2 separate regions of the Homo sapiens genome follow, and region 1 is linked to region 2. Evidence: chromatin contacts called from ENCODE Hi-C or POLR2A ChIA-PET data. All regions are on one chromosome and are shown on one strand. The core of a region is the stretch at or near the end of the contact, and the rest is flanking DNA. Distances in the headings are between cores, read along the strand shown. Region 1 overlaps CADM1 (cell adhesion molecule 1). Region 2 overlaps CADM1 (cell adhesion molecule 1).

Evidence for each region. A loop is a pair of places that touch in the nucleus more often than their neighbours do. ChIA-PET counts read pairs that join two places held with the same protein, here RNA polymerase II (POLR2A). Pooled maps may share reads with other maps.
Region 1: a map of heart left ventricle shows a loop between it and region 2 (2.3-fold over the local background). The contact joins two enhancer-like sites. A Hi-C loop is called at or near these places in 2 of 168 maps with a recorded cell type or tissue (Right ventricle myocardium inferior and heart left ventricle) and 3 of 50 pooled maps. POLR2A ChIA-PET finds 5 or more read pairs at or near these places in 2 of 52 experiments (AG04450 and BJ).

The regions. Positions count from the first base shown.
Region 1 is chr11:115,192,800-115,196,400 of GRCh38, reverse strand. The region is part of intron 9 of CADM1 (cell adhesion molecule 1); the gene reads left to right. Among named protein-coding and RNA genes, the nearest start is that of CADM1-AS1, 200 kb to the left of the region's middle. Within about 2 kb of position 1,965, at least 2 of the 41 ENCODE cell types and tissues checked have a DNase peak (open chromatin) inside an H3K27ac peak, as active enhancers do.
Region 2 is chr11:115,290,113-115,293,974 of GRCh38, reverse strand. The region is part of intron 1 of CADM1 (cell adhesion molecule 1); the gene reads left to right. Among named protein-coding and RNA genes, the nearest start is that of CADM1-AS1, 100 kb to the left of the region's middle. Within about 2 kb of position 2,406, at least 2 of the 41 ENCODE cell types and tissues checked have a DNase peak (open chromatin) inside an H3K27ac peak, as active enhancers do.

The DNA of each region.
Region 1 (3,601 bases), core at 716-3,215, 97 kb after region 2:
TTCAATAAAATTCATGTTCTTAGTGTGACTCTAGTGGATGTAGGTCTCAGAGTTGGATAGGCTATTCGAAGTAGGAAATTTGTCCCCTAATCTGAAAAATAAGAAGTTAACTTACAGGCTGATCCTGATTTTAGAGTACTAGTTTTAATCGGGTCTTTCCCTGGAGAGAGAGAAAGAGAAGGTGATCTCTTTTTGTGGTATAAGGAAGAGACACTTGGAATGGGACTTTATAGCATTTCTGTGGCAGGTAATAGAGGTGTTTGTGTACTGTGAGAAGCAACTGCCTTCCTATTAGTTTGGAGACGATGTTCAAGTTGGTGAAACCTCAGTAGGATGTTATTGACTAGCAGTGCATGAAGAATACACCTAGAGCCAAGGGATTTATTGTATTTTGTATATATATACTTGGAATTTGACTTCTTAATGGCAGAGGGATAGAAAAGTGATAGATAATCTAGGCTGATCCCTGTATAATACACTTATAAATACATTCTTTACCTTGTCCAAAATCCTCGTAGCATCTTCACAAAGGGCTCCAGCCACTGTTTTAAAGAGCATACTCTTTAACCCACAGCAAAGAAGCTGTAATGAAAGCCAGATAATATCTAAAATTTTGCTTGATGTCGGGGAAAAACTTCCAGGTCAGTTGTCAGGATAGAAAAGGTAATAGAACGTGGTGGAAATTACAAAGCAACATCTGAGATTTCCAAAGAGATGATGATACAGAACTGATTTTATTCTAATGAATTGTAGCTGAAAACCCAACTTCTTCATTACAGCAACCATTTGACTTAGATTCATTTGAGAATAATCTCGAGATGTTTGTTGTGGTGATCTGGGCCTAGAAATGTTGAAAGGTTTGATAACTTAGCAACTTAAATGACAAGACATTAAGTCAATCAGCTATGGGCATCTTATTTGGTCTTAAAAGTTTTCATACTGGATTTCCTTCTATATTTCTGTGTTTTTATAAAAAGGAAAAGAAAAAATAAAAATTTTTAAAGCTTTCCCTTTGAAGACTCATTAAAATATTTTATTCAAGCTTGTTTTGCTAGAGTATGTATGAAGTTTATACCAGTTGTTTATGTATGTTGACCATTTGTTCTTACCAATATCTGATTGGAATAAGCATGTATTGGAAGGTTAGAAGTGCATGGGCATGATTCAAAATCAAGTGGATTTTCTCCAAAAAGAAAGCCAAACAACAATCAGCCACAATGTGCTTTTAAGGATTTAACTGATAGTAAAGATAAATGTGAGTGTTAAGAATGGGATTTTTAGACTAGGCTGACACAAGGGATCTTCTTTGAATAAGGATCTTGAGCATTTGTGTTTTTGGAGCTCATCCTTAAGGCCTGGACAGGAAGAATCCTGTGTTATGTGTGCATGTTGAGCAATGCAAAAAACACTCTGCCAAATCCTGATACCACATGGTCTGAGAAATGCATGAGTGATTTAACGCACGGATGGTGTAGTCATTATGTTCTTGATGTGTGGGTGCGTGTGATGGTTTTCGTTTGTTCATATGTGGGCGCTTCTGTGTCTTGTGCCTTGTTCCTTCTGCCCTGTGTGTCCCCTCTCCCCTTCCCCACCCTCCTCCCCAATGTGAGGGGTCGGGTGACAGCATGCCCATGGTCTGGAATAGTGCTTGTGCTTTTGCTGCACTGCAGTCAGCTGGCTTCCTCTGGGTTTGAGGTCTCTCTGTCTCCGTCTCTCTCTCTTTCTCTCTGTGCCCCTTCTCTCCCCTCTCCATTTTATTATTTTCAAGTCTACCTGTCCTCTTGCTTTTTCACCTCTTAATACAGTAGAGGCTGATGATCTCATGAATTTTCATATCCCCAATGAGTTTTTAAATTGTTCTTAATTCAGTATGCAATTGTGGTAAGACGCAAACTGGAAACCCCTCTGAAGAATAATTTCTCATTTTCAGTTTTGGTTTCAGAATGTTTGGCCTGTGCTAGCTACATGCTCGTACCCTACGAGCACAGCCCTTAGAAAACTGCCCCTGTAGCTCTTCCTTTTCCTGACTCGTTTATAAATAATGCAAACCATGGTCAAATTCTAAAAGCACGTACAATTTTCTTATTATACTTTATATTCAGTTGTGGGGAAATTCTTAAGCCCATTTTAAAGAAACATAGCCAGCAGTGCGCATTACTACAACCGCTATGTCCACCATCTGTGTATGTGCCTCTATGTACATCTCTCTGTATGAGCACATAACAATGGCATTCAAAGGCTGTCATTCAGTCACGGGACTCTGCAGACATTGTACGTTCTACACAAGAGCAAAGCTCAAGAGGTTTACGAATGGCTGCAGGACCTGAAGATTGTGTTTCAGCCTTGATATGCAGTTTGGAAACAATGTGCTACTGTCTAACGGCGTGAACCAAATTTCTGCTAATGGGAAGAAGGGAAAACTCTCCACAAAAGCTGACAAAGCAGGAAGAACAGGATGACTGAGTTTTTAGATTAAAACTCCCGGGGGCGTCTGAACTCATGGCTGGTGGTGGAAGTAAGAGTTTCCATAATATGGCCAAGTGATCAGATGTATGCTGCTTAGGTAAGAGAGAGACCATCGCCTACTTTGTTTTTCATAATGGGAATGGTACTAGGGCCGGTGGGCTAAGTTTTTGTTTTCTGGAGGTTTTATTCGATCATTCTATTTCAAAATTTTCTGGAAAAAAAAAATGATACCCTGAAAAACTGAGCCCATAAGCATTTAAATCGTATTTGACCTTGAATTGATTTAATATCTCTAGAATTTCTTACTGTTTCTAATTTTTTGAGGTTTTTCTTACCCTGGTTTTAAATGGCCACATTGTATCACTTTTAGAAGCCAGCAATTACTGTTGAAAAGGAAGAATCACAACGGCAAAAGCATTACCTGAGCGGGCTTAGGGTATGTTATAGCACATTGTAGCACCATGAAAAAGTTAAATACTCATCTCTGCAGAAGAGATGGCTATCATGCATATATTAAATTACCATGTTTGCATCTTTAGGACTTTATTAATTGCTCAAAAATAATCCCATATGGACAAAAAGTAAACTTTCATTTGTTTAACAAAGTTTAAAGACATATGTTGAATACATTTTAATTAGCAGTGACTAGAAAGAGGCCTTAATGGATGATATGAAAGTTTCAAGAGAATACACAAGAAGTAATTTCCCACTTATTGTTAGAGTGAAGTCTCCTTTTGAAGAATGTTCTCTGCTTCATAAAATACGTCTTTGTCTTTTTCTTTGAGAAAATGAAAAGTGTATAATTTTTAACATGAAAGAAAAATACCTAAGCCAAATCAGTTTTAGGAGATAAATTTTGCTCGTCCCCACTTGCACACCCAGTGCTTCAGTAAATTCTTTTGAATTATATTTATTCAGAAATTGTCCAACTATGGCAGAGTATTGTAGGTTCACACAATATAATAGTGCTACAAAAACAAATTTAATGCCAGTAGCCTAAATGGCTTCCTGCTTTAGAACGTAATCCGAGCAGTAGATTCCAGATAACTTGATATATTTTAAAGTTTATGCCATTAAAAATGACAGTTTCCACTTTAATGAGGTGTATATCAACTGTCTGTTGCTTTTAATGGAA
Region 2 (3,862 bases), core at 1,157-3,656:
TTAATTTCCTTATTTACCTCTCTAAATCACAGAATCTGAACCCTGTGAGTTCAGACCGTAGAGTACCTTCAGATTCTAAATCATAGAGTCTGAAGATCATTTATATAGAATAACTGGCCTTATGCCTGAGAAATAAAAAGTTTGCTTCTTATTCTGTTTCTGTGCTTGAATTTGGGACTTAAACTACAGTTGTTGATTACTAACTGAAGTCTGCTAAATCCTTGGCTTAGGCAGCATAATAACACAACTAATCATAGCCAATAATAATAAATATTATTAAGCAATAATGAGACAAAAACTACTGTGGTTGTCTCATTCAATAATACTGGCTCCAGGGCATTTACAGTATAACATTTTGTATGTTTGCTTCAAATTTATGATTTTGGGTTAGATGAGACTGTAGGATAGAAACTTTAATTACAAGTTGGGTTTTTTGTTCATGTGCTGTGGAATAAGGGATGGAAACCTCAGAGATCTTCAGAAGAGTTTCTGGGGTCTCTGGAGGGCAGAATAGTTATACTGGATCTTTTTTTTTTCTTTTTGAGACGGAGTCTCGCTCTGTCGCCCAGGCTGGGGTGCAGTGGCGCCATCTCCGCTCACTGCAAGCTCCGCCTGCCGGGTTCACGCCATTCTCCTGCCTCAGCCTCCCGAGTAGCTGGGACTACAGGCGCCCGCCACCACGCCCAGCTAATTGTTTGTGTTTTTTAGTAGAGACGGGGTTTCACCATGTTAGCCAGGATGGTCTTGATCTCCTGACCCCGGGATCCACCCACCTTGGCCTCCCAAAATGCTGGGATTACAGGCGTGAGTCACCGTCACCCGGCCCTGGATCTTTTAGCTATAAAAAAAGTCATTGGAAACTTTGATTTTCTGCCTCTTCTCCTCTTTTAATGTCGTTTCTTCACAGTAGTTTAAATGATGGCTAATTGTGCTGCAGCATTTGGTAAATGTCATATATCTACTTTTCTAAAAGCAGTGAAGTAGTGTAAACATGTGGCATCTTTTTTCAAAAGATCTATCCAGTAATTATCCTGAAGGCTATTACAGTATGCAAATAGCAAGGGGCGTCCTTGTCTCCTAAATTAGAATATCAATATTGATTCAACATGTTCAAAAAGAAAACAATATTTCTAACAAATGTTAATCCTGCTTCAGGATAGTGGAAAAGACACTGGTTGCCAAGCTTTGATAGGATTTGAGTTCTGGGTCCCCCATTGACTGATCTGCCTGTCATTTGAACTACCGCCCCTGGTTTCATTTTTCTCATCTACAAAATGGGCATGCTGATGTCTGTTCTGCCTGATACACATATCCCTTGGAGGATTGAATGTGATAATGACTTGGTATATCATAACATGCCATACAAGTGTAGATTATTATTATTTCAGGAGAAACTTTGTCATCTCTGAATTTTTAATTATTACTAATTTGAAATGTTCTGAGCACCCGATTTGTTCTGGCTTCCACATAGAATTTAAATTGGCCTCAGATAAGGATGTGCCGTGCTTCCCCTCTTTCATATTAGGGAAGTTGAGGCATGTAGATGTGAAATTGACTGCTTTTTGTTTTCCATTGAAATCATTTCTCCTTGCATACTATTAATGAGCTTACTATACTTGGTATCAATTAAATTCACATTGCCTGAAATTACTGCATGAAGCTACAAAAAATAATTTCTTCTGACAATGAAATGATACAGTCTTACAGGTACTTTTAGTTTTAATGTAAACATGACTGCCTCTGATCCATTTAATACTCCCATCTTGGTGTGCTTGTATGTATTTGGAATCCCTTGACTTTAGACTTGAACAAGGTTGTCAGCGACTGTGCGGAAGTAAGTGTTTTTGCCATCACACCAGGTGGATGACCCCTCCAGCTGTTGTTTCAGTGGGTGGTAAGAAACAGAAGACAAGCCCCTAGTCTTCATTATTCTTAGGTGTGAAAAATTCTCCCAATTGTGTTTTCCATAGGTTCCCAATATACCAATTACTTCCTAATGTCATGCAGACACCTATATTCTCAGAAATGCCAAAGAAAGGCTGCTCTGCAATCTCTCAGAATTATTTTCCCAGCTGAATTTGTCAGTCCAAATTTAAAAGAGCAACAGGCAATTAAATATTCATTTTTAATTTTTTTGTCACTCACTGCTGCAGGTCACAGGTTTTATAAGATTTCTCTGACTGTGTAGTACTGTATACTAAACCCTGTTTTGATAGTATTAATTAATATTCTCTTGCAGGCCCAAGTGAGGGTGAGAGAGAGATTTGGCTGGGCATTTTGGTACAGCAATGCTAATTTATAGGCCTGGGCAGTGGAATATTATGGAAGTGTGTAATGATAATATCAAAACTGCATTTAATTCTTGAAGAGGAAGGAAGGCTAGCACATGAGAGACAGAATCTGCTGTTCTCTTTGTAAGTGAAAGGTCATGCTACTGAGCGCTGCGGGGTGGATTGGTGAGAAATGAGCTCCCGTTTGCTAGGAATTAGAATGAGTCTATCTGATTTTCCTTCACTTGTGACCTTTAAAGATGCAGCTTTTAGATTGATAAGCAGGTGGATGCTTTTAGTAACCCAATGCAGAATTTGTTTCATATAAAAAGACTATCTTTCAGACACTGAAGATATTGCTTCCACAAAGGGTTTTTTTCTACAAAGCCTCTGGAGAAAGAAATTCAGTGATTATATCTTATCTGTCACACAAAGAGAAAATTCAGAATTACTGTATGTTCAATTAGAACATTTTTTTTTCCCTCAAAGCATTAATCATTTCCTGGAACACACATCCTCCAGTTAAGAATCTCTAGGAAGGCTTGACAGTGGGCACTCCTCGTTGCTCTCGCCTCTGGATTTCCTGCGCCACTCCACAGAGCCTCCTCCATGCCCATAAAAGAGCTTCCTATGTTGCTATAGTAATCCTTTCATGTTGGGCACTACGCTATCTTGAAGGCAATCAGATGGGAACAAGGAGTGGGGAGCAGTATAGAGTTAATGTCAGGCAGCTGAAGGTGATCTGCGCTATTCTATTTGGAGATGTTTTGGTATGCTGAAGACGGGATGCCAGTCAATGCAAGCCCTTAGCCCACTGTGGGCCCAATTTGATGTTTAGATATTTAAATATAGAGTTTTTTATGACACTTGTGAACTCTAAACAAGCCTTTGGATTTAAACAAGTTGAAATAGCTTACTTTCCATAGCCAACAAGCTCAAATTTCTCTTCCTCTCCACTTGTTTTCTGTTCGTAATTACATCATCCATCTTATTTGTTCTAATTTCCTCCTTTTATTTTCCTTATCTCCCCAGCCATCAACAGCTCAAGCCCATCAGTGTGTGTTTTATTTTGTCAAATGCTGGTGTTTTATTGGGGCTTCTGTGCTGTTTCTGTTTCTCATTTGATATTCCTACCTGATAATAAATTCTTCATAAAGCACCCCTGATCAAATACATCAGGGCTTCATTCTTTTCCTGTGTACAGGTTTTAATTTCCTACTCAAAATCACAAATGAGGTTTAAAAAAATGCATTTCTCCCGCACAGTATGCCTGACTTTTTAAATGTTTAGGGAAAGCAGAGGAGTGAGCTGAGTGACTTCCATCCAGCAGACTTCCTGCCACTGTCTATGGCAAGAGTCATCAGCTCTGTTTTCCTCTCTAATTTAAAAATACCCTGCTTTTAAAAAAAACTAACCCAGTAGCGTGTTGTATAGACCACGTAGATGAACATTCCCCTCAGAAGTGTCTCAACACTGCAGAGCCACTGTGTATAGAAAATGCCAGCTTATCTGCAGGCAGAACCACCAGGCCTCTGCAGACACTGCTCTCACCTTTCTGCCCTTCCCTCCATCTGTTTACATGTGCATGCATA